Linked DNA regions of Mus musculus: regions 2, 3, 4 and 5 are each linked to region 1. The links are chromatin loops, found by intact Hi-C in ENCODE. Cell type or tissue: left cerebral cortex. All regions are shown on one strand. Links, peaks and the distances in the headings refer to the core of each region. The heading gives the core; the rest is flanking DNA.

What was found. Peaks named below come from ENCODE experiments on the same cell type or tissue, not always from the same donor. Only the 100,000 strongest peaks of a DNase experiment are listed, where the experiment ranks them.
Region 2: it touches region 1 in a loop (2.1-fold over the local background); 3 of 42 quality-filtered maps call a loop at or near these places.
Region 3: a loop joins it to region 1, with 2.5 times the contacts of the local background. A loop is called at or near these places in 17 of 42 quality-filtered maps.
Region 4: it touches region 1 in a loop (2.5-fold over the local background); 17 of 42 quality-filtered maps call a loop at or near these places.
Region 5: a loop joins it to region 1, with 2.2 times the contacts of the local background. A loop is called at or near these places in 3 of 42 quality-filtered maps.

The regions. Positions count from the first base shown.
Region 1 is chr10:82,983,599-82,989,921 of GRCm38, reverse strand. It overlaps Chst11 (carbohydrate sulfotransferase 11), which reads right to left and starts at 4,425. Exons shown (of 3, transcript NM_021439.2): 1 at 3,940-4,425. The coding sequence starts at 4,057. In left cerebral cortex, for the core only: a CTCF peak has its summit at 3,942; DNase peaks (open chromatin) are centred at 3,379, 3,980, 4,631, 5,617 and 3 more places; H3K4me3 peaks cover 3,825 bases; H3K27ac peaks cover 2,874 bases.
Region 2 is chr10:83,056,980-83,063,302 of GRCm38, reverse strand. All of the region lies in intron 1 of Chst11 (carbohydrate sulfotransferase 11), which reads right to left. Among named protein-coding and RNA genes, the nearest start is that of Chst11, 75 kb to the right of the region's middle. In left cerebral cortex, for the core only: no CTCF peak of the experiment used is centred there; DNase peaks (open chromatin) are centred at 774, 2,307 and 2,809.
Region 3 is chr10:83,179,402-83,185,724 of GRCm38, reverse strand. The region is part of intron 2 of Chst11 (carbohydrate sulfotransferase 11); the gene reads right to left. Among named protein-coding and RNA genes, the nearest start is that of Slc41a2, 160 kb to the left of the region's middle. In left cerebral cortex, for the core only: a CTCF peak has its summit at 2,923 (motif pointing right); DNase peaks (open chromatin) are centred at 851, 1,107, 2,937 and 3,696; H3K27ac peaks cover 1,457 bases.
Region 4 is chr10:83,194,202-83,200,524 of GRCm38, reverse strand. Chst11 (carbohydrate sulfotransferase 11) reads right to left here. Exons shown (of 3, transcript NM_021439.2): 3 at 4,625-6,323. Among named protein-coding and RNA genes, the nearest start is that of Slc41a2, 140 kb to the left of the region's middle. In left cerebral cortex, for the core only: a CTCF peak has its summit at 2,367 (motif pointing right); DNase peaks (open chromatin) are centred at 2,393 and 4,235.
Region 5 is chr10:82,808,911-82,815,233 of GRCm38, reverse strand. 1700028I16Rik (RIKEN cDNA 1700028I16 gene) reads right to left here and starts at 3,111. Exons shown (of 3, transcript NR_038042.1): 1 at 2,875-3,111. In left cerebral cortex, for the core only: a CTCF peak has its summit at 3,237 (motif pointing left); DNase peaks (open chromatin) are centred at 756 and 3,222; H3K4me3 peaks cover 513 bases.

The DNA.
Region 1 (6,323 bases), core at 940-5,939:
TTAATGGGAGGGGATGGACTTCCACAGGCTGTATCCACAGAGGGACTCACTCGGGTGAAGAAGCAGGCATGTGACTCTGATCTCCAGCTCAGAAGTTCACACCCACGGAGGTGTCCGTCATGAGCATGGATTTCTGTACGTCAGTGGCTAATTGAGACCACCCTTCCCCATTATCCAGGACACAGAGAAGGATCTTCGGGGCCTGGTGCCTCGGGAGCCGTGCAGTCAGCCCCGATATTAACAAGTTTAAACTGGGTCCAGTCACCAGAGAACTAGGAGTCTGAGAATGCCCAGGCACGCCCTGCAGCAGAGCTGGAGGGAGAAGCCAGCTGCTGCTGCTGACCAGCCCTGAACTAGAGCTTCCTGGAGCTAGAGACAAGGGTCAACTACTTCATCCATTCAGCTAGCAAATAGTTTATGGAAAGGCCTCTATGTGTTAGGCCCTGTATAAAACACCCAGACTAGAGAGAAGCCTAAAACCCTGTTCCTGACCAAAAAAGATATAAATAAATAAAAATAAATAAATAAATAAAAGAACTTCATGAAGATTATTAACTCAGGAGGTTGAGGGTTTCAAAAGAAAACTGCCTAACTGACCATAGCCCACTCCTACTAAACTCTAAGTGGTGTAACGGATGGCCAATTACTCAAGTTCGCAATTACCCAAGCTTATGAGCTAGAAAAATACAAAAGACAGTGGACTTCAGACTAGAATGTCAGGAGGCATTTGCCAGCCTAAGAGCTAGGCAGAGTTTGTGGGGTTGTTTGTTTGTTTTTTGGTTTTTGTTTGTTTTTTGTTTTTTGTTTTGTTTCATTTTTTTCCCTCCCGCATACCCTCCAGCCAGCAAGGAAACTTAAGAGTTCATCTCCTTCACGGAACTGCTTTTCTATCTCACAGACAGGAATCCAGAGAACCCTTGCCAGAGGGCTTCAGATCTGATCCGAGAGATTCCCCAGGTAAAAAGACTGACTGTAACCAGGGGACTTCACAGACTCGTCACTTTAAAATTCAAGGGGGGGTGGGGGTGTGCGAGAGCAGGTTCTCCAGGTAGGAGAGTTTGCTGCTATTGCTGAAGACCAAGGTTTGGCTCCCAGCACCCACATTTGGTGGCTCATAACAACCTTTAACTCCAGCGCTAGGGTGTTCAAACCCTCTTCTGGCCTCTGTAGGCACCTGCACACATATAACATGCACACACATGTAGGTTCCACCCCACCCCCACACATAAAAATAAAAATTCTTAAGGGGTCAGAGAAACAACTCGAAGTCAAGGACACTGCTCTCCCACAGGACCCTGGTTCAATTCCCAGCACTCACACAGAGGTGGCTCCCAGCCATCTGTAACTCCAGTTCCAGAGGATCCAACACACTCTCTGACCTCCATGGGCACTGCACACACACACACACACACACACACACACACACACACACACACACACACACGCAAGGGAGGGAGTAATTTAAAATAAATCTTCTCTTAGAATCTTTTTTTAAAAATTCAAAGCAGAAAAAAAAAACGATTTGATCTCAACTATCAACCATAGATATTAACAAAATGAAAAAAAACAAGAGATAAAAAAAAAACAACACTGTTTCCAAATCATAAATTTATGCCCATATTACTAGTACTGACAGGGAGTTCTGCGGCACTATGTATAATTTCAAGTAAGAACTTTCAATCAAACGTCTGTAGGTTCGTATCCAGGTCGATGTCTTGAAAGTTGCATTTGCCTGGCACTAAAAGAGGGCTCAGCAAAAGCAGGCTCCTGGTGATATGAATTATAAACAAATGTCATTTAGTGAAAAGAAAGGAGACCAGGAAGGGAAGGGCCCAGCAGGATCAAAGACAGTATTCAGTGACCCACAGGCTTGGACAAGGCTAAAAGTTCCAGAAGGCTACACTGAAAAAAAAAAACCCTACAGCCACTTCCAAGTCAATTGATAAGTTAAATTCTGATGATTAGAAAGCTGGAAACGCAAGGCCCTGGCTACAGGTTGTGAGTTTTTTCCTCCGTGTCTTGAGTAAAGCTTATTTCGTAGTTCACCACAGGATTCATGCTAAGGGAATTCTGATGGACAACTTACAGGTGCACAGAGGTTCACGTACATTCCTTCCATACACTCCTGGTCTAAGCACTTCTGCTGAGAATTACCGGGCACGCACCATCCCAGCAAAACTTGAATAGGCCTGAACACAGCTCTGAAGTCTAGACCAAATCACTGGGCCCTTTGTTTAAACAGCATTAGCTTCATTATATCTGCATACCAGCCTGTCCTCTAGCCCTCTGGCTTGGTTCTGGGTGGCCCCTGGAGCTTGGCACTCTTGAGATGCCCGTGTGTCTGGTCCCACCCTCTTGCAACCCAGAATGCCAGCAAAGTCCATTTTTAAATTCTCTCACAAGTTTCACAACCACAGGTTTGAGTAAGGAGTTTGCTGACATTAGACTAAAAATATGAGCTGCAAACAAAAGCCATCTTTTACCAGGACTGGCTGGGGTGTCCGGGTAGCACAAGACCATATTCTTGGCAGCCAGACCTCCTTAACAACTGTTGTGAGCCCCAAAAGGAAGAGAGGCCAGTCTGTCCCTGCGCTGTCAAGGAATCCCTGCCTGTTTGATGCAAGGAACAGCTTTACGGCTCTGTCTGGCTTGATGAATTCGCGGCTGAGTCTACTGAAAGTGTTAGCTATACACGTAAAGAAGGCGGGAGGCAAAAAAAAAAAAAAAAAAAAAAAAAAAAAAAAAAAACAGCCTTATTTCCCTGGAAAGATACGTGTTTCCACCCCACCCCCTTCCTCCCTGCTATTAGGAAAGGAAATGATTATTGTAGCGACTCTGAGGAGTCAAAATATGTCAAGGTGACCCAGTACAGGTCTATTGATCCAGAAGAAATGGGGAAAGGGGTTCCCAAGTCTAAGGCTGGGTGGCCACATACAGAACCGTCTTAGAAAGTCCTACCTGTTGGGCTTCTAAACCATGCAGCACAGCCCGGCCAGAGCACTCCAGGGCGCCCCTCTCTTCTCTAGCACCAAACTTTCCTTCTGGACCCCCGGGATGAGGGGTGCCTAGGCCCTGCCTATCCTGATAGGAGACTTGGTATTTAGCCTAAGCCAGAGAAGACGTGAGGAAGGATTCGTTCCTGTGCTGCAGAAGTCTCTAAATGCTCAGAACCCAAGAAGAAGGGATGAAACTGCACAAAGTATCTCCAAGAGCTTTGATGGTCAAAGTGCAGCCCAAAGGCTCTGGAGTTCCTAGCTGGGGGGTCTGGGGCCAGGAGATGGTAGACCAGGCCCAGGAGCAACAGCTGCAAAGTCACCACCGTGCTGGACCCTGGGGTGTTTTCGCAAAATATCTCCCCCGATGGAGAGAAGAGCAGGGAACCTACCCACTCTGTCCCCACACCTGCTCTGCTGCTGAGCTTGGAACACGTGGTAGCTGGGCTTGGGGCTTCCCAGGCGGCTGCAGGGACTCACTACCCAGCCGGGGCGTGCACCACTCGCCCGGGGGTCCCCAACCAGGAAGAGGCAGCGCTGCCTGGCGCAGAACAGCCGGCTGCCAGCGCCTGCTTCACCTCAGCCCTCAGCAGCAACCCGGACAGAGTTTTGTAGTCTTCCCATCAACCCGGGCAGCTTCCAACAAGCCCTACCTTTCTATGCCACCTAGCCAATAGACAAGACACAAAGAAAAAAAGAAAAGAAAAGAAAAGAAAAAGGAGGCAACAACACGCGCCGCTGTCTCTCCTTGCAGTCTCAACCTCTAGCCTGGAGATGGGAGGAAGAGGAAGCGCACCTTCTCTTCCCATCCCAACTCCGTGACCCGCGGATCCCGGCAGTAAAGAGCCCCGAAGAGGCCGAAGGGAAGAGGTGAGGTTGGAAGAAGCAGAAAGCAGAGCGAGAGAGGAGAAAATATCCAACAAAACCACGCTAACGCGCCCCCTACCTGGGTGCAACATACTTTGGAAATAGAAGATGACCAAGATAAAGGATCCGAAGCAAGTGGCCAGCACCATCCGGCAAATTCTGTTCATCCTCATCACTTCCAGCAGCGCCGGCTTCATGGCTTTGTCCTGGCCGCGGGGACCCGGCTGTCCGGGAGGCGCGTCCCGAGCGCAGAAGCGGGGACCCCGCCGCGGGGGTACCAGCACCGGGGAGGCTCAGAACAGAGCTGGCTGGGCTCCGGAGCTGGCTCCCGCTAGCTTCACCGAGGCTCTCCGAGGCCCCGACTCTGGTCTAGAGGGTGAAAGGCGCAGGAGTTGGTGTGCAAGTGTGAGGATGCGTGGCTCCGGCCGCGCGCTCCTGCCGGTCCGCCTCGCCTCTGCTCGATGCTCCGCCGCCTCCTCTGCTGGCGCCTGCGGCCGCCGCTGCCTCCTCACGGGCCGGGCGACCGGGATGCGAGAAGGAAGGTGCCGCCGCCGCCGTGCACTGGCCTCTGTGACTGTCCAGGCCCCCCTCCCTCCCTCCCTCGCCAAAAGCTACTTCATTGCGCTCCAGTGATCTATATATTCCAGGGCTGGGTTTTACCAAACGCAACTCGCAGCCCCCGGCGAGGGGAGGGCGCCGGCGAGCGGGGAGGGCGGGGCCGCGCCGGGGCGGAGCGTCGCCTCCCCCCGCCCCTACCCGAGACGTGGTCGCGTCCAGCTGTTTCCCGGGGAGTCCGGAGTGCGCAGCACGCTCCCGCAGGGTCCCAAAAGCCCTCAGTCCCTGGGCGGAGCTGGGCCGCTGTCTCGAGGTTGCGTGAACGTTTCCATGACACAACCGGGATGGGGGAAAACCATGAATAAGATGCTGTAGTGCTGCCACCCGTTCTCCGGTGTGGCGAGAAGCAGGTTAGGTGACAGAGGCAAACAGGAGCCCTGCTGACACGCGACCATTTACAATCCCTGGGCGGTTTAGCAGGGGAAGTTGCCCCACGCTCCCCTAAGAGCGGATGCCCTTCTCATACTGATCAAAAACTGGGCAGTTCCGTTTTTCTTTCAAAGGACAGCTCAGCTTGAGGGCTGCTTTTGCAAAGAGGTTAAAGAGAGCGGACTTAAAGTCAAGGTTAGGGAAACTGTTCCGGCATCCCAGGATCTGGTGACTGCCGCTGCTAGCCTTTCTGACACGTGCCCTCACCCGCACCCCTCGGGGCAAAGCGGGTTTGTAGCTTTTAAAACTGTTTCACCAAAAGGTACAGCTTTCTGTAATTTATTCGAAGTGTATGAGAATCAGTCGGACGGATGTGAAAAGACGCCCCTAAAAGTCCAACAAAGTGTTGGGAGTGGAGGCTGGGAGGGGGAGATCCAAGCCAGCTTAGCCTTGGCAGGTAGAGAGAAAGATGGCGCTGCTTACCTGCATTGTGTAAAATGTTGTTAAATGCTCAGCTCCATGCATTTGGGTGGCCAAGGATCAATAAGGTGGACGCGGGTCAATGATAAGGAGATCACTTTTATGCCAGGAAAGCAGGGTTATTGTAAAGCCTGACCTTTCTACTTTACCATTAAATGCATTTACAGAATGCTGGATTCCATAAGACATTGTACCTTTGAATGTGTCTCTTCACAGGGGCACTGATAAATTCTTGTCGAATCTGAATGTAATGGGCCTTATCCTCCCCTCACATTTGACAGACTCACAAGTTGCTTTCTGATACATGTATCCAGAAACGCCTCCAAACCTCCTCTTCCTTCTCCTGAAGTTTTCCCTTCAGCAGAGAAAGTCCGCAGGCTTCCTGTGATTCAGACAAGAGTCAATTACAGGGAGATATTTATGTAGCCAGTATTATTTTGCTGCTCCTTTATGAATGAGTTGCTTGCTGAGGTGGCCGAGATATACATGCTCCAATACAAGCCACTCCCCAGGGAGTCCCCACATGATGTGAGTAGGCACTGCTGTATAGTCTCCTCCTAGTGCACTGGGTGGGAGGATGGACCCCTTGTAGGGGCATATCCCCCAGAGGGCCTGCAGGGCTGCTCATTACAGGCGTGCCATTATCTTCTTTAACCAAAGCACGATGAAGAGGGATTTGCATGCCTTTCATTCCATCATCTTTCTGCCCAAGGCAGAAAACCACACTGTTGAGCCTGGACATTCATAATAAGCCAGTTTGGGTAGTCACACACCCAAGGAAGACGTGAGAAATGTGAGTCTTTGGGGGTTTTGGAAGATTGAGTTGAACCATGTGCCGGAGAAGGACGGAGAGCCTTGCCAGGTATCCATGCTTGCATCCTCAAAATCTGGGTTGGCCCAACATACAGAATCGGAAGAGGCTGTGCCAGTGACTTGCCACGTCTTCCAGGAAGTATCCCCTAATTTCTCACTGGGCTTCTCTTTCCTCCTCTGTGCTCC
Region 2 (6,323 bases), core at 663-5,662, 74 kb before region 1:
CTCCCACCTGCCCGGAGTCCTGGAGAAGCCTCTCCTGGTTTGCCTCTCCTCAGCAGGCTGCAGTTGGAAAGAAGGCTTTGCAGACAAAGTTGGCTTTAAATCACAGCTCCATCCCTTTCCAAGTTGTCACCTGGAATAAAGTCTCGTGTTCTCAGAGCTTCGGTTTCTCAGTAAAACGGGGCATCACGCCACCCTGGTGTCATAGATGACATGGGCACACAGCTCACAGAGGCCAAAGGGACATACACCGGTTGTGGCCATTAACGGCCAGTTCCGAGCAGGGGATTGGCCTCGGTTGGTGGGGTGTCTGACTAGAGGCAGCGTGCGGGATGTTCTGGATCAGTCCCTGAGGACTCATAATTCAGTCATTGGCAGCATATGCCTATAATCCCAGCATTTGTGAGGTAGAAAGCAGAGACTTCATGGTCATCCTCAGCTACAGATAACCGAGGCTGAGACCCTGGCTTGGGCTCCATCTCCCCCAAGCCCCTTCTTTCTGGGAGGTCTTTCCTGTCCTTGCAAGGTCCTCTTGTAACCTCCCCCCTTCCAGCCCCACTGAGATCCCAGTAGGTGAGGCTGCCTCTGTCAGGGGCTCCAGTTTCTCACTGTGGCACAGCTTCATCCCCGTAGCCCCAACATTCTCCCTCAGCTCATCGGGAACCCTGATGTTACCCAGCCAACAGCTGGGGAGTAGACTCCCCCGGAGGCTTTCTCTCTGGGACTGCCAGCGCTCCACCTGTAGCTCTGAAGGACAGGCTTGCTGCCAGCACCATCTGCCTGAGGGACAAGCTGTTCAACGGAGTGAGAGTTGGCTCTGGGGAAGACGGACTTTGAATGCTCTCTGTCACAGCCTGAGATTCAAACCCAGCCTCTCTGGCACAGCCACAGGGAACTCCGGGTGGCTGAGTAACTCCTCCGTGGGCTCTCAGGATAGGGGCAGTTAGGCCAAGATTCAAACCAGCTGTCACTCTGAGGCCTACGTTGGCTTCCATTGAGTCAAAATTACAGTTCAGAAATCAGATTTTCTTTTTCATCCTCTCATTCTATCCCATACAACATCTACTGGCTTCTTTTTCTTCTTTATTACATGCAGTTATCATGTGCATGTATGTACATGTTTGCATGTATTGAGTATGGGTATGCACACACACCACAGCACACATGTGGAGATCAGGGCAGCTTTGGGAAGTCAGTAAGTTGCCTCCTACCATGTGGGTCCCAGGAAGCGAATTCAGGTTGTCAGGTGTAGCAGCAAGCACCTAGACCCAGTGCGCCATCTTGCCAGCCAGAAACTGGATATTTTATCAGTCTACTTATCCCAGCCCAGCAAGCTCGAGCTGCCACAAGCTCCCTTTCCTTCTGGTTCTGTATGGAACAAAGCCAGTGCAGTTGACAGACTGAGAATCTGAATTCCTTTTTCTGTTACTGTAACAAAACACCCAAAGAAAGGTGATTTGTGGGCTGGAGAGATGGCTCAGTGGTTAAGAGCACTGACTGTTCTCCCAGAGGTCCTGAGTTCAATTCCCAGCAACCACATGGTGGCTCACAACCATCTGTAATGGGATCAGATGCCCTCTTCTGGTGCATCTGAAGACAGGGACAGTGTGCTCACATACTTGAAGTAAGTAAATAAATCTTAAGAAAGAAAGAAGAAAAGAAAGGAAAAGTGATTTGTTTGTTTTATAGTCTTGGAAGATAAAAGTCCAAGACTAGGCGACTCCATCCCTTTGGCCTCTCATGAGGCCTCTGGTGGCAGAGGGCACCACACTGGCAGGAATAAATGCAGAAGCTTGCATGCTTTCACTTCGACACATGATGTCTTCAGAGTACCACGCAGGAAGGTCTTTGCTGTCCCCACATGTGAGCTGTGCACTCTTGGACTTCTCCACCTCCAGAACCAAGAGCCGCATAAACCTCTTCTTTATAAGTTACCCAGTCTCTGGGCTTTCGTTATAGCAACAGCGACAAAATAAGTAAATAAACAGCCAGACACTGAGAACAGTTTAAGAAAAATGAACTCAAACAGGGATATGGGAAGTTACTTACTTTAAATTTGGAAGGAAAAGTCTTTCTAGGGCACTGACGTCTCTGAGATGTTAACCAAAAGAAGAAAGCTGAGCACAAGGCCAGAAGAGGAACACGTGGGGAAATGGGAAGGCAGGACCTGAGGCAAGAACACGCCCCTATTTTCATCTTGTCACACCAAAGTGGCATGGAGTCTCAGATCCTGTGACTTGGATGGGGTTGCTGGAGCCAGCAGCAGCATCTGTGCAAGCAACTTAGAAACTCTGAGGTTCAGCCAACTCCAGATCCACCCACCCAGGAGCCGCCCCTTAGCAGACAGCCTGATAAGCATCCTGTAAGAAAATTAGACATGCTCTGGCCCCCACCCACAACATGCTTGTGGAGTGAATGAATGAATGAATGAATAAACGAAGGAACAAACGTTTTGCATAGCATGTTTCCCATTCTAACCCCTTTCAACAACTCGACTTCCAAGGTCCCCTGTGCCAGACAAGGAAGGGTATCAATTTGAAATGCATAAAGCAGCTGACTGACAGCTGTCAGGAGGGGAGAAAAAGGTGGGCCTCCTCCAGGATCAGATGGCCCCTCAGCTGCTCAGCACCCAAGAGCTCGCAGCCTGAGCAGTTCCATCCCTCACAGCTTCCCCACAGCCTCCCATGAAGCTTCAGATTCCATTACTAGTCCCTAAATGGCTATCAACCCCACACAGCTTGGTTAAAAATACTTTTCACACTTGTTAGGCCTCTCCACCGTCAGATCTCTTCGAGGAATCTGACAGCTGTGATTAGCAGAATATGTAAATCCTGCCTCCTCAGAGCCTGTCTGCATGGAGCCACACAGCACAGGCCAGGGAGGAGGAGGAGGGTGAGAAGTTCGTTGCTCCTGCAAGACACAGAATTGATAGAATCTGGGCATCCCGGCTACAAGAGCAGCAGAGACTTCTAGCTCCTGAAGCTGCACTCCTCGTTCTGCACGCTTCTGAAGTCAGGCAAGCACAGGATGCACGGGCGGGAACAGCCTGCCTCTCAGCACCTCACCCTTACAATCACACCACTCCACTAGAAGACCTTGACCTTGGCGTGGGGTCTAAGAGCCTTCATCCTGATCGTGCACTTCCTCTGGGAAATCCTATTTGTAAAACAGGGAAGTCCATGCCCAGCCTGGGAAGACAGACTTCAGAAGAGCAACTCACACTGCGGAGCTGGAGTAGGCAGCCTTTGAAATAAGACCAGAGCCTGGAAGCTGCTAAGAAATAGGGTAGAGATTGTCTCAACAGGGTTCCATGGACACTCTCTTTCTTTCTCTTCTCCAGACTGTCAGAAAGAAGAAATTGGAGAAGCAAGGCCTGGTAAAGACTTACGGGGAGCTAAACTGCAGTCAGACAGCTACCATAAAAGATGCCAGCCTCCCTAATGGGGAACTATGAGGGCAAGGTGTGAAGTGTGTGCACACCACACACACACACACACACACACACACACACACACCACACCACACCACAAATACACACACACCACACACACATATACTCACATACAGTCACACACACCACACCACAAATACACACACAACACATACACATATACACCCACATACAGGCAAACACACCAAATCACAAATACACACACACCACACCACACCACACCACACCACACCACACCACACACACACAATGGTCCAAAGATTCCAGCCTCACAATGATAAATACCTTCTCAATGCTTTATGAACAGTATTCCATTCCAGCTATGACTGCTCGACACCAAGGGTGACAGACAACGACCTGAGGTCCAGTTTTACCCTGTTGTTATGCAAACAGGACTCCTAGACAACAACCTTCCATGTTTGCTTCCAGCTTCACCGCTCCCACCTCCAACCAGAGAAAGCACAGAGCTGTCCATCATGAACACCAGCTCTAGCGGAGCATCCCCCTCCCCTTCAGTTTTCTCTCTTCAGCATCTTCGTCCTTCATTGTGTTTGTGAGGGTGCGGAACCCATCGATCACTTCTTTGGTTTTTTTCAGGAAATGAAAATCAAGTAGAAATTTTGCAAAGCTCTGGATGATGCTGAGGCTTCCAAGCATCCTTCAGGACAGCCCCTCCCCTGAGATGCAAGCCCCAATTTCCATGTCGAGAAAGCCATGGAGACAGGCTGGGCTATGAGCAGTCCTAGAAGCACATGCAGAGGGATGGAAGACCTTTAGAGAGAGGTTACACATCCTCTCAAGGCTCTCACTCTGGCTACGACCAGTCCCCCCCACTCCCACCTCACCCCTGGGCACCCAGGTGAAATGGCACGGCCCAGGTCACACTTGGGCACCTGTGTTTGCATTTCTGAATGCTTGCTGCAATCCTATTCTGCCAAGCTGCACATAGTCCCTTCTTCCCGCCCCCTTTATCACTGCAGCTGGTACCTCCTGTTTGCATTAGGAAACAGACCATTCTCAAGGGCCGGCTCTGTTTACCATGTCTTCAGTGGTACCCACAGACATGGAATAAAGCAGGTAGAGATTTCATCGTGTTGGTAACAGTGGGATTTGCTAGTTGGTTGGAAAGGCGGAAAAAGAACCTATTCTATTTGAACAGTTGTGTCCTTTTAGACTCCCGGTCACTCATTTGAACAGCCCTTTTCTTGGCTGGCAGATATCTGGGACCCAAGGGAAATCCTGAGCAATGACATACTGAGGGTCTAACCAAGTCAAGACACTGCTACTCCTCCTTTATAAGCTTTCCTTACAGCTAGAAAGGGTCAAGTGACACCTCTGGCCAATGGGATACAACAGGACAGTCACTGGGAGGGGCTTGGAACAGAATCTAAGCACTCAGTAACTATGCTATTGACATTATCATTATGCCTGTTCAATGGACTAATTCCTCCTTCCCTTTGTTCCTTCCCTCCACCAGTGATAAGCTGGACCTGGCTTGTCCTAGCACACGAGAACTACTGTGTGCACTTCATCCCAACACCGAGGATAGTACGATCGAATTGCCTGCTCGCAATCAGCCACAGTAGAAATATCTACACCATGAGGATTGGCAAGTGTTACAAAGCAGAATTCTCTCTTTTTCCTGGAAAGTTAAGTGTAAACCATTTGACACCTTATCACTTCTACTTCCCTGCCTCCCCTCTTTCCAGCTACCCACTGTCCCTGGCTGTGCATCTGTCAGTGTGCACGGGGGTGAGGGTGGTGTGGCTCCATGAGCCTCCAGTGAGATTCCAGTCCAGCAGCATTGCAGAGGCCGGTTAAGACACACAGGTTACAAGGAACCAACCATCCCTGCTTCAGCTAAAGTCTAGCCAGGCATGGTGGCATGTGCCTGTAAGCCCAGTGTCTGGGAGCCTTGAACAGGAGCACTGTGCATCCAGGGTAACTTAGACTCCATGGTGAGTTCCACGCTAACCTGGGCTACCTACCAAAACCTTCCTCCAAGGAGGAAATAAACAGGTTGGCCATCCAGCATTAGCAAGGATTCCTACATTCCCAACCCCTTCTCATCTGCTGTTATTTGTATCAACTCTCCGCCTCAAGAATAGCAGACTTCATCCAAAACCCAGAGGCACCCAGCAAAGGGCTTTTCCTTTGCATCTGAGAAGAAAACAATTTAATCATTATAATGACTTTGTGAGATAGATACTACAATTACACTCCTTTTATAGATATGGAAATAAAATCTGAAGAAGATTCAATGTTGTGCTTAAGGCCACCGATCTTGAGCAGCTGGAATGCAAACCAACCATTGGAAAGCAGGCAGAGCTGACAAACTAGCCCGGGGATTCTTTTTTTTTTTTTTTTTTCCGAGACAGGGTTTCTCTGTATAGCCCTGGCTGTCCTGGAGCTCACTTTGTAGACCAGGCTGGCCTCGAACTCAGAAATCCGCCTGCCTCTGCCTCCCGGGTGCTGGGATTAAAGGTGTGCACCACCACACCCGGCTTTGGCCCGGGGATTCTTAGAGTCCATTGTTGACCTAACCTCTTGTATTAACCTCTGGTTACCTGTGGTAACCTGTGCTCACCCTTAAGAATGTGCCATTTGGTCATGTGCCTATACTGTCCCCTCCCACTCACAACCACTCACAAGACCCTGGGGAGGTGCTAGTATCTGATAACTGCCAAGGGAAATACTCTCCCACGCCCATCTCGGCTCTTGGACTGTCCAACCTGAATGGAAAAAAATCTCAGTGCTCCTGGCGCCAGCAGGCCAGAGTCTGGCCCCTTCCTCTAACAGCTATGCACTTGCAAACCCGAAGACCTGGGCTCCCATCCACTTGGCATTCAGGCTGTCTCCTGGCTCATCTGCCTGT
Region 3 (6,323 bases), core at 818-5,817, 200 kb before region 1:
ATACCTTCTCCGGCTGTTGCCGGTGGTCCCAGGGTCCTAGTACTGCCCGGGTAGGAACCACAGCTTCAGAGGGCCTAGAGTCCTATGTATACTAGGGCTGGACCACACTGGAACCTGGGTGTGAGCCTTGTCGAGTCTCACTAAACCTGCTGGGGCTGGTGTTGTCTGTGAGTAACCAGCTGGTGTTCTCCCTGGCATCTGAGGGCTGTAACACACCTTCTTGGAGCCTCTGGTTCACCCATCCTAGGTGCACAGCTTAAAGACCCCTGGGGAAAAAGAACCAGCCAGGCTGTGAGCATCCTGCGAAAAGTACTCAGTCAGTTTATTAAGAGCAAGTTTTGAGGCTCAAGCCCTTGCCTGGCTGCTCTCTTGCAACAGCCACCATCTTGTATGCGTGTCACACACCACTGACTCGCTCTGGCCTCTCTCCCTCCTAGCATGCTAATTCCAGGGTGCAGGTGTCTTCCACTTTTTTTTCCCTCTAATACATTACTAATTCTTGGCCCATAGGAGACACTCGAAGGTTTGTCTGAATTAAAGTGAGAATGCATGAATGCATACGAGTCAGTGCGCACATGCATGTATGAATGTATGCTTACACTCAGGAGTGAATGTAATATATGCACATATGCATGTATGAATAGATGCAGGTATATGTCAATAATGTGGGGTGTATAGGGATTGTGCAGGTTCTGGGTGACTGGAGAGGCTGCTGTGTGCTCCTCTGGTGCCTACATCTGCTGCCCCAGCCCATCCTCCTACTGAGGTTTGGAGCCAGAGTCTGAAGCTGCACCAACGCATTAGCAGATAGGCTGTTCGTCTTAGGAGAAGTCGGCTCTGATGAAACAGCTTTGATCATGGGAGGACTCCTCTGGAGCTTTCTACCTGAGTCAGCCCAGGAAACAGGAGGAGGAGTCATGCCATGCTGGAGGGCAAAGATACCAGAAGAGGTTGGAAGAGCTCTGCACAGGGCTCCGTGAGTTGGGGCGCCTTTCCAGGAAGCCAGATGTAGCTGGAGGGGCCTTATTTACATCCCACAGTCTCTGGGCTCCGGGAGGTTTGGGCCTGGTGCAGAAGGCTTCAGGCTTAGGAATGGGACCATTGCCAAGCTGGCCTGGCTTCCTATGAATGGTGGCCCAGAACAGGGACAAGGGTGAGGAAGGGACAGGGTTCCGACACCAAGGAGGCTGGTCCTTCAGAAGTCTGAAATCAGAGGGGCAGGCAGGCTCTGTGCCTGTTGACTGACACACTCTGGGGATATCGGAAGTCACTTCTGACAGGAGGAAGGAAGCTGGGCCCCTTCTCTCAGCCTCGAGGCTGGCAACTCCCCCCCAGGGCTGGGCTGTCTGTGGTATTTTAGGGAGGCAGGTAGGTGTGTGTGTGGGAGAATATGGCTTGGCCCTGCAGGTTCTCTTGGCTTCTGACTGGACAATTTGGCTTTGTGGTTTCCTTCCTGCCTCTCTCCAGAGACTCAGCACGCCTTACTGAACATTTGACTGAGCATCTTGAGCCCTCAGGCCTTGGTTCCCCATTCTGTACCATGGGGACAATAGTTGTGCATTCTGGGGGTTGCTTTGATGATTGAGGGCTCAGAAAAAAAACATATGGCACCATGCCTGTGTCTTGTGAACACCACGGAAGTAGAAATTCACTTCCTGTTTAACGTCATTGTGGAGGATTGTCTGGAAAGGGGCTGGCAGTAGAACCAGGCAGCAAAGCCTTGACTGAACCTGAATGCTGACTCCCTGTGTTGTCTGGTGACTGTAACTCCTTGACTCCACCTTAGCCATCTGACTGTACGGTCAGTGTGGGTGGTCCAGGCACCTGCTCCTAGCCACGGTCCTGGGGTATTTCCATCAGATCAGCTCTGGTGTCTCTGTTACACCCGAGGAACTGCTGGTTGGGTATTCTTCTCCGGGAGTGGGCTCTGCAGGAATGCCAGACACATCTGGCATCTGCTCACGAGGCCTGACTCATGCACATCTGGTATCTCACTGACAGAAAATGACTGATAGACATTAGCTGGAATAACATCCTGGCTGGACAGTTGAAGAAAGGGGCAACATCGCGATGAGCTATCAGTACAGTCAACACACTGTAAAGCAGGCGGTGGATTTCAGGATGCTAGAACTGTAGGCTATTGTGTGTGTGTGTGTGTGTGGTGTGTGTGTGTGTGTGTGTGTGTGTGTGTGTGTGTGTGTGTACTTGTGGAGGTCGATCTTGGGTATTAGGTATCATTCCTTAGACGCTGTCCATCACTCTCCTTCAACAACAATAACAACAACTACTACAACAGTGTTTCTTATTGGCCTGAAACCTACGCTGGGATAACAGACACACATCACAATGCTCAGTGTTTGTTTGTTTGTTTGTTTTTTGCTCCCCCCTATCCGTTCTAGGGATGGAAGCCAGGACCTCAGGCCTGTGCAGCAAGCACTGTACTGGTTGATCTATCTCTGATGCCTCCTGGTCTATCAACACCCCATCTCCCTCATTAATACAAGTTACCCACGTACCATTCCTGGTGGGGAAGAGGCTAGAATTGGGCCAGCCCAGCAGATACCACCGCAAAGTATTCCTCCCTTTCCCACCTGCTAGGCACCTTCTACCCCTTCCACAAGTCACCCACAAACCCAAAAGTCCAAGAAGCCACCCCCAGCATCAGGCCTCACTGTCTCTAGCTGCCCAGCCTTCAACAGTTACAACATTGTGAATGAATACAGCCTGTGCCTTCCCTGCCTGCAGGGCTGCTGGCCCAGGTCTAAATGTCTTGTGTGTCTCAAGCACTTGGTGCTGAATCCTTGCAGGACTCAGAGAAGGAGGGTTAGCATTGTGCCAACACATTAGTGCCTCTCTCCTGCTAAGTCTTTTTCAAGAGAGATGGCCATTTGTCATCCACACGGCAGTGTAACGGGAAGGCCACAGGGAGGCGCCACTGAGACCAGTATCGCTGAATTCACTAGCTGAGGAATGTAAGCGACTGCATTGATTTTTAGGTCACAGCTGAGGATACACAGCGGTGCACAACAGCCACACAGACAACCTGGAGCCCAGAGATGAGTAAGACACCCACAAGCTGAGGACATCAGAGGTGTAAATACCGTGTAACTGGTAGATTTTTGAGCTACTGCGTATGTGGGGGTGGAGGGGGTTGTTGCTCATAACCCAGGTGGAGCATTTCTCTGCGCCCACCTAATCCCAACTCAGCCACCCATTCCTAGGACGCAGCACTGAGGAGGACTTTCCTTGTCTCTCTAACCAGCAGCCCCCTGGAGGTACAGGGATGAATCCCAGGCCAGAGCATGGGACGAGTCAGCCAAGGGGCTTACTGCTATGTATGTGGTTCTAGGCCACCTCTGTGCACCGAGGAAAATACCCCCTCTCCTTTGCCCTCCCTACTATGGTTCATTTGTTTGCAGGTGCGCGTGTGTGCCTGTGCACACAGAGAAAACCAGAGGGTAACCCCTGCTCCTTCAGGTGCCGCTTCCTCCCCCTCTTTTAAAGACAGCATCACATGGGTCAGAAGCTGCCAGTCTGTCTCAGCTTCTAATGAATCAGATCCCATTACAGATGGCTCCGAGCCACTGTGTGGTTGCTGGGAATTGAGCTCAGGACCTCTGGAAGTACAGCCTGTGCTCTTAAGTGCTGAGCCATCTCTCCAGCCCCACGTGCCCAGCTTTTTACGTGGGTTCCAGGAACTGAGCACAGGTTCTCAGGCTGCTGCTGACTGAGCCGGTCTCCCAAGCTCTCAGGGGACATTTCTGTGAAACCCGTGGAGTGTAGAGTCCGGATGGCTGCAAGTTCAGAAACTCAGCGGGAGCAGGTGGCCTACTTTCGTCACCAAGGCAGGGAATGTGGGCTAGGCTCTCCTGGGCTGGCCTGATTTGGGAACTCATTAAAATGAGCAAAAAAACCTGAAAATGGCAGGTTCTCTTTTAAAGGACAGTGCCTCTGCTTGGGCTAACAGGAGAGACAAAACGAATCTATTTCAGGATATAATATTTAACCCTAACCCAACCTCTGAGTGGTCTATGGTCCTTGTCCTTTGGCTTCTCTGCCTCACTTGGGAGAGCTAGGACAGAAGGATATTGGTAGGGGTGGGGTGGGGGGTTCAGGGTAGAAGATGAGAGAAGCTTAGGCACTTTTGTTCACACCAGACTCTACAGGGGCCAACTGTCTAGTGGGGTGTCTCCCCTGGGTCTAGTTTCCTACATAGGAAGTCAGTACGCTGGACAGCTAAGTAGCCAGTCCCTGAGAGCGGGCCAGATGAGTGGCCTTCAGGAAGAGAGTGATCCTTTGGGCAGTGGCAGGCTGATGAAAATGAGGGGATTAGGAGAGAGGCTGGGCCAGACTCCCTCCTTGGGCCTCTGTGTGCTCATTTGTAAAATGGGCCCCAAAGCACCATGGCTCTATGACGGCTGTTGAGTCAGGCACCAGCAGGGAGTTGTGCGCGCCCACATGTGAGTGCGCCCAAGTGCTGGGCCACATGGCAGGGAAGAGGTGAGGTGCACAGAGGTGTCTTGAGCGCTTGGGTGACATCAGCCCACCCTGACCTCTGAGGAGGAAGCATGAAGAGCCGGTTCAGCTTAGGAGGAAATCTATTGATTTTCCCCAAATAGGGATGTTCGGTAAAGCCTTTGGGGAGATTAGAAACTGGCTGCCCAAAAGGTAGTGGGGGGAAGTTGGGGGACATAGGGCAGCCAGGGCAAGACCTTGGCTGATTCAATGTGTGGTATGCCCGCAGGCTGTGTGTGTGTTTCCAGGGCCCCAGGAATAGATTGGGAATAGATCGACACATCGAAGCTGGACCAGTCTGGGGTGGGGAGGCCCTTGGGAAGGAAGCTTTTAGTCGTAATTACAATTGCACTGGTCACAAAGGGAGGGGTGCTGGGAACTTTTTGTTTTTGTTTTTTGTTTTTTTTTCACTCTGAGTGCCATTTTCTGTGTCAAAGCAATGAACAGAGAGGCTCTGAAAAGCAAGTTGGGCTAGGGCCTGGGGACCGGTCCTATGGGGACGGCTGATGGTCACAAATGAAAGCATCTGCTTCCATGTAACTGTTGCTCTAGCTGTGGAGAATAAAGGCACCTGGTAACAGCGGGGACAGCCCTGCGGCCGGACTTCTATGCAGACTCACCCAATTGGGTTAGTCTCGGTCTCTTGGTCTCTTGGTCTCCACCACCCCACCCCACCCCGCCCATGCGAGTGCAAAGTCAACCTTGGGTATTTTTCCTAAAGCACTATCCGCTATGGATTTTATTTTGTAAGATAAGTTCTCTCAGTAGCTCAGACCTCACTAATTACGCTATGCTGGCTAACTAGTGACCCCAGGGACCTGCCTTGTCTCTTCTTCCCGGGTGTTGGGACTATAAAGTATGTATCACTATGCATGCCTGACTTTTTACCTGGGTTCTGAATATACAAACTCAGGCCTCATGCTTTCATGGCAAGCACTGTGTATGTCCCCAGATATGTTCTCTTATGGAAAGAATTAAAACAACAACCCCCCAAAACTATAGTCTGTCAAGAAAAGGCAGGGATACTTCCACTCTGCCCATTGGGTTGCCCCGAGGAAGGCACTGGGGAGACAGCCAGTGAGAGGTCTGGAGAGAAACAGGAGGGTGGAGGCTATTCTAGGTCACATGATTATTTATGACCATGTCTGATTCCAAGGTGGCTGGGAAAAAGGGGGGCTGACTACATACTTACCTGTGGAGATCTGTGCTCAGGAATCCAACCAACCAAGGACCAGCCATTTCCCATCTTGAGGTGAGATTGGCAGTTTACAGACCAGTAAACTGAAGGTCAGAGTCTTAACATGACTGTTAGAGCCCAAGTCTCACAGCATAAAAAATACAAAGCCCAAATTTATCCCTACTATCCTGTGCTGGGTACTAGTCTTCAGCTTGAAACAGGCTACAGACTTTGACTTCTATCTGATCCATCCATGAGAACAGGCTAGCTGAGTGAAACTCCTGGGCACAAGGAAGCCCCAGGAACAAAAGTTAGCATTGTAGAACTTTCCCTCTGAATTGAAACATTCCCTCCAGGAGCAAGGTCAGCAAAGAAAACTTGGAGGATTTAGGAAGTAAAGGAAACTCACAAGTCTCAGGAAGTCCCTAAAACAGAGAAGACTTGCAAGGCCCCTTGTTCTGTGAGGCATAACAATTGCTGGGGAGAGGGGACTCTCTGAGGCTGCCTGAAAGTTGTGCATAGAGCTCTTGTGAGTTGTCATTTATGCAGTGGTGGGCTTTTTGGTGATGTGGCTGCCTCTGAGTTATCCACATTCCTGTACAGAACCTCTCATCCATACTTACATAACTAA
Region 4 (6,323 bases), core at 384-5,383, 210 kb before region 1:
AATGAGAACCCACTCCCTCCACTTGTGCTCTGACATCCACACACAAACCGTCACACACGTAAATACAGAAAATTTAATAACAAAGGAGAAAATACATAATTTGGGGGTTGGGATCTCAGTGAGGGAAGTACGAGCCAGGCGGCGAGCCTGGCAGCCTGAGTCTGGATCCCCATGTCTCTGGTAGCTGGAGTCCTGTCCAAGTGTTTCCAGATTCTTGGCCTCTAATGCAAAGAATTGAAAATAAGGGATGGATTCGCATAGACTTGCAGAGAAGCAAGATAGCTTTATTCAGAGTGTAGATTATAGAGGGATGTCCTGTTAAAATTGACAGCAGGCCACCTGAGTGACAGAACTCAAACTCTGTTACTCTCTGGGGCTAAGGAGAGGGGCTGGTTACTAAGGGGGTTAATTTGGGCGGTTCTTTATTCTGATTGACAGGTTAGGTCATATATTCATTTTCCCCACTACACATGCCCCTTCCCATAATGCATTCTATCTTATGCACACCCAAGTATGCATAGGCATAAGATGCTAAGTAGGGGCTTCTCCCTAAAAGGTTTGAGGATACATTTCTGCTTTACTGTGCATGTAACCCAAACCAGTTCAGACCAGATCATCCCTTCTGTTCTTTGTATATAGATACACTGGGAATACACTTGAATAGAAAGTGACTAAATTTGCTTGTTACCTGGAGTGGCAAAAATCTGTGCTACTGTTCAGGGCTGTGAGCGCCTGGAACCTGATGCGAGGGGGGTGAGGAGGGTCTCCTGAGGTTGCTAGGTGCATTTTGGAGAGGAGTTAGTATATATAGCATATGCAAGTGAACTAGGTTGCAGTGTGTGTGTGTGTGTGTGTGTGTGTGTGTGTGTGTGTGTGTGTGTGTGCACGAGCACGTGCATGTGCATGCATAACCCAAAACCAAATGGGATTCCAAGCTAAACTCTCCTATACTTACGTCACCATTCAATTGTTGGCAGAGACTCACAGAGCCACTCATGAGCCTGGAATTCCCGAGCAGCCACGGTAAGATGGCAGGCAGAGACCCGAGGCTCTAAGAGCACATGTGACAGCTAGCATGGTGTGTGCACCAGTGAACAAAGAGAGACTCTTTCCAAGACAAGGTTGATGGCAAGGGTGACTCCTGAGGCAGACCTCGGACCTCCACATGTGCTCTGTGATACACGTGTGTCCAAATCCACCCACACACTTATATCCAAACACAACATGCACGCATGCGCGCGCGCGCGCGCGCGCACACACACACACACACACACTCACAGAGACAGACAGACAGACAGACATAATTTGGAAAAAGCCACATTGAAAGCAAACATTTTAAGATCCCTTGAGGCATTTGGGACGAGGGCAGAGTGGCTCTTCAGGGACCTTAAGGTCCACACCCAGAGCCCATTCTGGCATTGGACAGTTTGTTCTTTCTGTCTTCAGCTTGGTTCCAGGCAGTGGCTGTTTCTGACTTAACCCAAAAGGTAAAGGGCCTGACTAGGCCCGGCTCCTTCATGCCAATGGGAAAGATCCTGAGCCTTTGTCTTTTCTCCACCATGATGTACTATCACCTTAAAAATATTGCGGAAGAGCTGTGGGTGTGGCCTGGCCGCAGAGCACTTGGCCAGCATGCGCCTCATCCCTGGGTTCAATTCTAAATTTAGCCGTGGACTGTATGCCTGGTAGTTCCAGGAACTGGGCAAGAGGAGGTAGAAGGATCAGGAGCATAAGGTTATCTTCTGATACATAGCAAGCTCAAGCCCTGGGCTCCAGGAGAAAACAAACAAGAAGGAGGAGGAGGAGGAGGAGGAGGAGGAGGAGGAACAGCAGCAGTTCATTAATGCGGAGGTTATTTTTTATTTCCATATTTTGAATGAAGATGCTCCTTGTCTCCCTGGCACACCATACAGGAAGTATATACTTTGATTTCTTACTTGAATTTGGGTATAAACTAATTCTTCCTCTTTTTTTTTTTTTTTTTTTTGGTTTTGTTTTTCGAGACAGGGTTTCTCTGTGTAGCCCTGGCTGTCCTGGAACTCACTTTGTACACCAGGCTGGCCTCGAACTCAGAAATCCTCCTGCCTCTGCCTCCCGAGTGCTGGGATTAAAGGCGTGCGCCACCACGCCCGGCTTAATTCTTCCTCTCTTAAAAAAACCCTTTTTGTTTTATTTATCTGTGTGTCTATTATAAAATGTTCTTATTAAAAGACTGTTGGAAAGTCATACTTTGGGAAAATCTACCTCTTCTCAAGATGGGGCACTTTGCCCTTTTCCCTAATCATCTGTACCTGTCTCTTGGGGGCGAGGCCAGGAGGGAGGGCTTTGCCCACACAAGCCGCAGTCGCTGCACTTCCTGCAGTGTCCAGTTGAGGGCGCCAGTGACACCATCGGAATTTCCTACTGACTGACTGGCTGCAAACAAGCCATTCAGCACTTCTCTCAAGATGAAGCCAGGAAGGTCTTAGTCTGCTCGGCATCCCATGGACCTGCACAGTGGCCGTGAAGGGTCAGGGCTGGGTTAGATGGCGAAGTTACATTCAGTCTGCTTAGCGGGCCTCCTTTGAGGTGACTAAGCCCTGAGGTCTGGGCATGGTGTGAGCTCTTCTGCTGGTGGCAAAGACAGCCAGATGAGTGGACTCATCAGGAACCATACATGGTGTGTCTGAAAACAGAATCAAGGGCTGAGTAGGAGGACTCAGTCAAGTGCTTGCTAAGCAGGGATGAGGATGAAAGTTAGACCTCAACACTCATGTGAGAAAACAAAAACCAGGGCACAGAAGTGTGCACGCGTAATCCCAGCTCTGGGGCTGGCTAGCCTGCCAGCCTAGCTGAAACTGGTGAGCCCAGTGACTCTGTCCAAGATACAAGGTGGGTAGTATCTGAGGAATGATACTCAAAGCTGATCTCTGACGGACACACTCACACACTTACACACATATATACATACACTCATACACATACACACATATATACATTCACACACACACTCACATACTCACACTCTCACACATATACACACTCACACATACACACACATATTCACACTCATACACATACACCAATACACTCACACAATACACACATAGTACACACACTCACACACATAACTCACATATACATAGTCTCAAATACACTCACACACATACATACATAGTCACATACACATACTCTCTCACACATACATACATACAGTCACACATACACACATATTCACACACACACACACACAGAGACACAGTTTTTTAAGCAATGTAATACCATTTTGTTCAGGCTTAAGTTCAGTTCAGGGCAATCCTCCTGCCTCAGTGAGTGCTGGAATTCCGAGCTTGCCAGCCCGCCAAGTATCCCTTCCTTTTGTTTTACTGATAGCTGTTCTGTGTGGCTTTTCTGAGATTTGGGTTTTAGAAACAGCTTTCAAGTGGGATTTTGTGTGTGTGTGTGTGTGTGTGTGTGTGTGTGTGTGTGTGTGTGTGTATAAAAACATGGAAAAGTGTCCTGGCAACAAAGCTAGAAGATTCTGGGGTTTGGATAGCAAATGAGCGTGTACCTTAAGATCTGTATCTGGTGGTAATAAAGCCATCAAAGGGAATGGGGACTCTCAAGCTGGCTCCTGAGTCCATCTTTCCTTCTGGATCCCCCCCCCCCCCAGGTGGCCGTTCTCTTCCCATTTCTGTTATATCACGATGGACCCGAAAGCTCTCTTTTTTTTCTACACAATTCTATTACCTGAATCAGGAACCAAATAAATGTGCTTATCACTTAACCACCTCAAGTATTATGTTACAACAACAGAAAGCAGACCAAGACAATGCCCAGCTGTGGTGTTAACTATCAACTTGATGGAGATTTAGAGTCACCATGGGAACAAACCTCTCGGCATGTGAGAGGTGTTTTCAGACTGAGTTAATTGAGATGATACGGCCATTGTGGGCAGCATCATGCCCTGGGCTGGGATTCTGAACTGAATGAAAAGGAGAAAGTGAGCTGAGCACCAGCCTTCATCTTTGAAAGCCTCCTGGCTGTGGATGCGAGGTGACCAACTGCCACACCCTCCTCACCAAGACTTATGGATCTCTCACACCGTGAGCCAGAACAGGCTCATTCCTTAAGTTGTCCCAGTCACAGGAAGTGATGTGGCGCATCAGAGAGGAGCAGAGGTGAGTCTGCAGATCAGCTCTGTGGTTTCCTAGTTGCAGGAACGGACATCTGCTCAGAGGGAGACATGGTCTAGTGCCAGGGTGTAGGCTGTGAGGATTGGCTCTGCCACCACCCACGGGGGGGGGGGGCTTTATTTCCTCGCTCTTGACACAGAGGCAGGACCACACTAGCCAGAGAATCTTCCAGTGTGCGCAGAGACTTCTAGAGAAAAGCAGAATGAAGCAAAGTTTCCATTCACCCATTTAACAAGGAGGACCTGGCCACTGGGGGCAAGCAAGCTCCACCCTGGCCACTGAGGGGAAGGGGGCTTCACCCTGGCTGGATGACTAGCAGAGTCTCATCTCCACACTCACACACATGAGCAGATCACTTGCAGGCTGAAGGGCACAGCCCACCCCACTGCACTCCCCAGTCTTTCATTAATGAACCAAAAATAGTCCACACACAGAAAACAGATTCTGGCTTTTTTTTTTTCTTCTTCAATTTAATTGAAGTTACTTAGAAAAATAATCAGGCTTGAATGGCTTTTCCTGGAGGAACATTTCACGCATCTGTTGGCAACATAGAATTCAGCTTCTTTAACAGTATAGTAAGATACAGGGAGAGAATTCTACAACAGGCCCTCCTCGACTGCATACAAATATGTAAAAAACACACACTCCACAGAGATGTTAAATTCTATGTCCATATGCTTACTGAGCATGCTCAGAAGAGAATACGGATACCACCTTTTGTACCTGATGAGAGCAGATCAAAATCTGCCTGCTGCTGTCCAAGGGTTCAGCTGTTTCTAGAAGGTCCTGTTGTCTATTCAGAGGGGCTGTTTAGCTCTGCTGGGGGAAAGCTGGGGGGTGCTGGTGGGCAAAACCTGAGGGAGTGATGGAGTCAGTCCTGCTGACAAAGAGGTGGGCCAGGATGGGACATGGGTACCAGGAGTGCACAGGCTTGGGCAATTTGTGTATGTGTGTGTGCACATTTATGTGTGCATGTGTGTGTATGCATGTCTGTGCATGTGTGTCTATGTATACCCATGTGTGCATGTCTACTGTGCATGTGTGTATGCCTATCAATGTGTGCATGTATATGTATATATGCATGTCTATTGTGCATGTGTGTATATGTATACCCATGTGTGCATGTGTGTGTGCATGTCTATTGTGCATGTGTGTGTATACATGCCCATGTGTGTATGTATACGTATGGAGGAGGCCTGGGCAGAGGAAGAGAGTAGGAAAGCAAGCAAAATTCTCTGTGGTTTTGTCAGTTAAAGCAGGATAGTAATGCAATCATTATCACATGAGCTAAGAGTCCTAGGGGCTTATACAATGCTCAGGAGCATTCTTGGAGCATGGGCTAAACCTGTGTGCTCAGAAGGGCTGACCAAAGAGAAGTTTCTGGTTCCCATGTTCTCCTTGTGGCTGCAGAGAAAGCCTTACTCCCAGAACCAGGAAGAAAGGGTTGTCTGAGCCCCCCTCAATGGGCTGCCCTGATTCCCAGACCAGCTGAGAAAGGCACTGGGGCAGGGGGAGGCTATAGGGACTGCAGGCAGGGACCCCTGTGGCTCATAGTCTAAACTTTCTCGATAAATGAGTACACTAAGCAGGCATGTCCTTATCACTCTGCCTGTACCTAGTCCTAAAACACAGCTGCACCTTTGAACAGTGGCTCAGAGCTGGGACGCTGGCAGCTCCCCTTTCTAGCTAAGCACAAGAGGCATGCAGGAGAAAGCTTTTCCAACATTTTTTTTTCCTCAGTAGAAAACACTTGGATTTCCAAGCACATTTCACCAATGGATGTCTTTAGCCAGGAACACAGAAACCTTTCTACACTCTACAATAAACAGTCAAGCCGATACATATTTTGAAAATTGTCACTAGGAAGTGTGAACACAAGACAGGAGAAAGACTCCCTCATTCTGGAAGCGTATTGATACACTCTCCCCAGAAGGACAGTCTTTCTCCCTGTAAGAGAGAGAAAGGGAGTAAGTACCATCTGCACACAGCACTGGACCACAGACGGAAGACAAACAGATGCGGACCATGGAAATCAACACGAATCTCCATTTAAAACTCCTGAAGCACACAGTGAACAGTTCCAAACTGTGGGTGGAAGTGAGGAGTATCCCCACGAGGCCATTATCCCCACCAAGTGGCCTTTAAGGT
Region 5 (6,323 bases), core at 734-5,733, 170 kb after region 1:
ACGCTTAAAATAACAAAACAACTTTTAAAGAGATGTGAGAAAAAAAAATTTTTTTGAGTAAACATCCACTATGGCTTTATATTAGTGGTTACACGAATGGCAGACTAATTTCACCAGCAGAAAGCAGGCTATGGGGAATGCTCGCTCAAGGGTCCCCTAAAGGAAAGACACACAGATTCACAATTCCTCCTTTCAGGGATTTAACCCACTATAAATCTAAACTGTACTTTCAGAACTAAGTAATTTAAAGGCTTTAAGTATACACAAAGAATTCTGTGCACACACAAAGAATCAAGTACGAGGGGTCAAACACTGGGCAGGGGCTTCCAGTTACGACACTGAAACAGACAATATTGACCTCTGCCCGACCTCGGGATCCAGCAGGACAGTCAGGAGGATGTCTGGTTCTGTGCCCAGTCTCTCACTTCCTCTCTCTACCTCTGCTTCAGTGGTCCCCAGGGGCTCCCTCAGCCTCATCCCCACCCAAAGCCACAGCACCCTCCTTCCTGACCCAAAGCACCCATCCCCTGCTTCCTGGCCTAGTGTCTGAGACCCAGTTAATATGTTTAGGAAAGTGAATGTGTAACTTCCCAGCTCACATGCACTTAATTTTCACAAGCGATCTTGGGGCCATCTTTGAGAACTACTGCCCCGTGCCCCAACTGGAGAAGCTGGTGGGAGTTAACCGCGTCGGTTTTTGGAAGGTCCCTCACATATGCAGTTCTTTCTGTGGAGCAGATGGATGCCTTTGCCCATCTGTAAGGCAGTGAGGCAAGACCTGTGGGAGTTACAGTAATGACTGGCATACATTCCTGATCTTCAAAACTCCAGCAGGAAAAATTTTAACAAGCTAATTAGGAAAGAATGCTACGTGTTATAGCAAAAAAAACGCCTGCTCAGTGCTAAGTACCAAAATCAACCCCGTCTGCCCTCCTCCCCAAGCTTCCGGTGCCCCTCTGCTTTCCTGACGACACATCATGACTCCGCATTTTCTCCAGGCGACTGTATGCTCGAGAACTGAGGTCATGCCCTGTTTCTCTGAGTCCACAGTGCCTGATAAAATAATAAATGCTTGGCGACACTGTGTCATTAGCAACCTGAACCGGACTGTGAGCTGCTTCACATTAGATTCTGAACACTCACTTGGGAAGCAGCTGCTTGGAACTAAGATGAGAGAGCACTGTGTGCTCCAGCATTTAGATAAAGCAGATCACCAGCATCATTCCAGGGAATCGGTACATCCTAGCATCCTTTGTAAGTGTCGTACAAGGAGCGTGTCTCCTGCCCATATGCATGTAAAGTATAGAAAAATGGCCGGAACAAAGTGCTGCTTCATAAAGCAGGCCCAAATTTAAGTTTCAGCTCGTTGGTTAAGATCCTGCCTTGTGGGTGTGAGAACCCCAGTTCAGGTCCCCAGAAAGAAGAAAAAGGAGTCAGAGAAAGAGCTCAAAGGCAAAGAACACTTAGTGTTCTTACTGAAGATGTGGGTTTGGTTCCCAGCACCCATACCAGGTGCTCACAACCATCTGCAACTCCAGTGCCAGGGGATGGGATGCCTATTTCCTTGGGCAGCTGAAAGCACACGGTGCACACAGACAAGCAGGCACGCACGCGCACACACATAAATAAAAATGAAAACCGTAAAACGGCACAATAGACACCGTCATTCTGGCAAGGTAGGAACAGAGACCGCCTGATGTAGTATCTAGGCCAATGAAAGCCAGGGCAGGGAGTTAACTTGCCTTATATTTCCACCACGCCCGGCATAAAGTATTTTTTTAAAAACCCAAAAAACAGCCGGGCGTGGTGTCATACGCCTTTAATCCCGGCACTCGGGAGGCAGAGGCAGGCAGATTTCTGAGTTCGAGGCCAGCCTGGTCTACAGAGTGAGTTCCAGGACAGCCACAGCTACACAGAGAAACCCTGTCTCGAAAAACCAAAATAAATAAATACCCCCCCCAAAAAAACAAACAAAAACTAGTTAAGAGGGCTAGAGAGATGGCTCGGTGGTTAAGAGCACTGACTGCTTTTCCAGAGGTTCTGTGTTCAATTCCCAGTAACTACATAGTGGTTTACAACCATCTGTAATGGGATCTGATGCCCTCTTCTGGTGTATCTGAAGACAGCTACAGTGTACTCATATACATAAAATAAATAAATCTTAAAAAACAACAAAAAGCAAACAAACAAACAAAAAAAAAAAACCACCTAGTAAGAGTAGGTGCCTCACAGAAATCGATTTAGAACACATCTCCAACTCCCTCGTGATAAGTGAGAAGAAACTGAAGCGATGGCCACAGGAGCTATCCACCCTTCACGCGGGTACTGTCCTATCCCTCCGAAGACCTCCCCTTCCCCATCATAAGCGCTCTTCTAGGTCCTCTGCCTTCCTGTCCTTCCCTGGGGCTCCCTGACCTGGAATGCAGGGAAGGACCCTGCGCCAGACACCCTACCAACCTTCCCTCATCAGCTATGCATCCCACGTGGGGCGAGCCCCTATCTCACCATCTCGGCAGAAGCCAGGGTTCAGTGTTTTATTTCCCTTTGGGACCTATAAAGGATGTGGGGGAGGCCGTGTAACCAATGATCACAGCCAGAGACCTACAGCCCAATGGCATCGGCTTGGGTCCCAGCTCTGCCACTCTGGCCTGGGTAACTTGGGGAGTAACTTGGCTTATATTTCTACCTGTTTATAAAGTATCTTTTTAAACCCCCAAAAAACAGCCAGGCGTGGTGGCGCACGCCTTTAATCCCAGCACTCGGGAGGCAGAGGCAGGCAGATTTCTGAGTGAGCAAGTTTCCTAACTTCTTGGAGCGTCGGTTTCTTCACCTGTAAAATGGGGGTTACTTGAAACCATCGCGGGAGATGCTTACACGGGTCTGGGGCGGCGAGAGGTCGGGCGGGCGAGCTTGTGGAGCCACCAACGCCCTTGAGAACCTGCGGCTGAGGCAGGGCGGCCCGTTGGCGACCTGTGCCCCTCTCCGCTCCGGCCCAGCAGCCGACTCCTCGGAAGCTCCGGGAGGGCAGTGCCGGGCTGCTCGAGAGCAAGGAGGAGCGCGCTGCCGGGGCAGCGTGGACAGGCGCTGCTCGGCCGTACCTGACACACCCTCGCCGCTCCTGCCCTCCGCGCCTCCGGTCCCCCTCCTCCTTGCTCTCGAGCAGCCCGGCACGCGAGGGGGGTGGGGGGCGGTCCACGCGCGCGGGAGGAGGAGGAGGATGGCGAGCGGAGGGCGCGCGCCCCCTGCCGGCCAGGGAAGAGATAAGCGATGGGCCGCGCCAACAGAGCTAGCCTGAAGAGGGAGAGGAGGAGAGTATTGGGATGGAGATGGGAGTGAGGGTGGGGTGGGGGTGGGGGGGGTGAGGATGAGGATGGGAGTGGGCGAGGATGGGGATGGGTGTGGGAGAGGATGGGGGTTGGGAGCAGCTTGCTTTTCCGTGGATCTCATACACTTGTTTGTTTTCTTTGACTTTTTAAAAATGTGTAGGTAGCCCACAGGTGTCATGGTTAATGTCGAGGTCATATGGAGGTCAGAGGACAACTCAAGCCAGCCGGTAGTGGCACATCCAGGCCTTTAATCCCAGTACTAGAGGGAGGCAGAGGCAGGTGGGTCTCTGTAAATTCAAGCCAGCCTGGTCTACAGAGAGAAACCCTGTCTTGTAAAAACAAAACAGAAAACTCAGGGATCAGTTTTCTCCTTCCATCATGTGGGTCCTGGGGATCAAACTAAAACTCATCTCCTGAGGTTTGATGGCAAGCACCTTTATACTGAGCCGTGCCTCTGGATGCTTTTTACTAATATGTTTGTGGTTTTTGAGGTAGGGTCTTGTGTCTAACCAGGGCTCACCTGGAAACTTGCTAAACTGTTTGGTAACCGAGTTTTGCTTTAGTTCTTTAGTTTGGTTCTAAAGAACTTGGGACCACTCTGCTCCCACAGCCTTATCTGGCAATGGGTAGTGGGGTAATTTGCCATCCTGCCATGCTGCTTTTGAAAAATAAGCTGCCTTTTTTTTTAAGGTTTTATTTATTGAGACAGAGTTTATGTAGTGCCCAGGCTGACCTTAAATTAAGGAGCCTCTGTTTTTTGCCCCGTGTGTGCTATATGACATACACACACACACACACACACACACACACACACACACACATATATATATATATGTATACATATATATATATACAGATAGGCATGCACTGCTATGTTTACTCTTGATTTTATTCTTCCTTCCCCTGTGTGTGTATGTATGTGTGTGTGGGGTTACACATGTGTGCCTGAACACATGGGCAGATAGCATCTCGAACCTGTAAGAGTTTTCCTTGCATTGCTGAAACCCACCTACGTATCTAGTAAGGTCTTGATTTATGATTATCTAATCATAACCATGAGACTACAAAAATTCACATAGCAGCTTTTGCACTGGACCACGTTATTCCAGGCTAGCTGCGGTCTCTGGTCATAGTCAGTCATAGTGTCTCGTGCCCTTTGAGATGACAGTCGTGTTTTTGCGTTGACCACTAAGAACATTCTAGTCTCCCCTCTGACCTCTGACTCCTATGCCCACGCCTTGATCTGGGACTATAAACTTCACCAAAATATCACCTTTGTGCTTTTGTCTTTGATGTTGTCCAAATGCCTGCCACAGTGCCGGGGAGATTATAGTAATTAGGTATTGAAGGAAATGCTGGGTTTTAGTAACAGTAATAGAATGGCCCACACGATAATGCTGCTGGACTGCAGGTGCCTATTTCACTGTGTAAAATGTTGAAACTTAATTTTTGGTTTTGATTCTCTGTCTCTCTCTCTCTTTCTCTCTGCTTGTGTGTGTGTGCCTGTGCGTGCACGCACGCACCCGCACTCGCATGCATGTTCCCATGTGCTTGCAGACACCTCCCTCATGATCCTCCTTGATTTGGGGCAGGGTCTCTCTTGTTTTCTGCTGCACATACCAGGATAACGGCATCCAATGCTCCCGAGATTCTGCAGTCTCTGCCTCCCATCTCACATTGGGTGTGCCAGCCTTTCAGACTCTCACTGCTACATCCCAATCCACTCAGATGGCCAGGCCTGTGCAGAACCTTTCCACAGCCATCTCCCCAGCCTCTTGGTTTCTGGTGTTCTGAGACAGGCTTTCACTGTGTAGCCAACTGGACCCAACCTTGCAATCCTCCTGCTTCAGCCTTCTGAGTGTCCAGATTATAGGCATGCACCATCTTTCCTGCCAAACTGTTTCTCTTCTAAAAAAAGATTGTAAATAGGATTGCACTAAACATGTTTGTGTTTGGAACTTAAGGCTGTCCTGACATAGTGCCACGTGGGGGTCAGACTGCAGACCCCCTCTGTGTCCCCACTAGTGAAGATTGCAAGTGAATTTTTAACCTTAGATGGTCACAGGCCTGCTCAAGCACAGAACTGCAGTTCTGGGCCTGTGTAATATTCTGTCTGTCCTTCGTTTTACTTACAGTAATCAGAGCCTCCTGCAGGTCCTTGGCAACTGTTGAAATAGTCACTGAACTTTCAAAGGCAGAGCTCTGCCCCTCAGGATCCAGGCTGGGTCTCTTTTGTTCCATGCTATACCAAGACGGTTGCTTTAGGGGTTTTGTTTTGCTTTGTTTTGTTTTCTTCTTTTTAAAGACTGGACTGTTTGGTTTCCGGGACCCCCTCCCCCCAACAAAGGACTGAGGTCATATTTTACATATCAAAGCAGACTTGTCCTCCACGTTCTCCCAGCATCCCTTAGTCCCTACTTTGCCCCCAACCTTGAACTTTCCTGCCCTGGGGCTGGGCTGCCCTTCCTCCAGAGGCTCTTACCTAAATAACCCAGACATTTAGGGCCCTCTCCTCCTCCTCATTCCTCTTCCTCCTCTTCCTTCCTTCCTCCCTCCCCCCTCCCTTCCTTCCTTTTTCTCTTTCTTTCTCTTCCCTCTCACCGTCTTTCCCTCTCCATGGCGACTTCCCTGGCTTCTTCCCTTAGGGCCAGTGAATTCGCCCGCCCCAGAGCAGCTTCCTAATAAACCTGCTTTAATATGTTATAATCTGGCTTGAATTGGCTCATGTCACTGGTAGAGAAATAACTCTTCAAGGACCTCAGAACTAGAATTCTCTGTGTAGCCAGGCCTTGACCTTCAGATCCTCCTGGAGCTGGGCAATCCAACCTTGCATGGTTGGCAGGTTCTCTATAAATGCAGCGACATCCCCAGACTCTTTTTCATCTTCAGTGTTTTGAGACAAGATCCTGTGAAGCCCAGGCTGGTCTTAAAATCCAGATCTCTTGATTGCCACCGGTCACCGCCATGGCCAGCTAGAGGTACCTTTTTTTAAAGTGC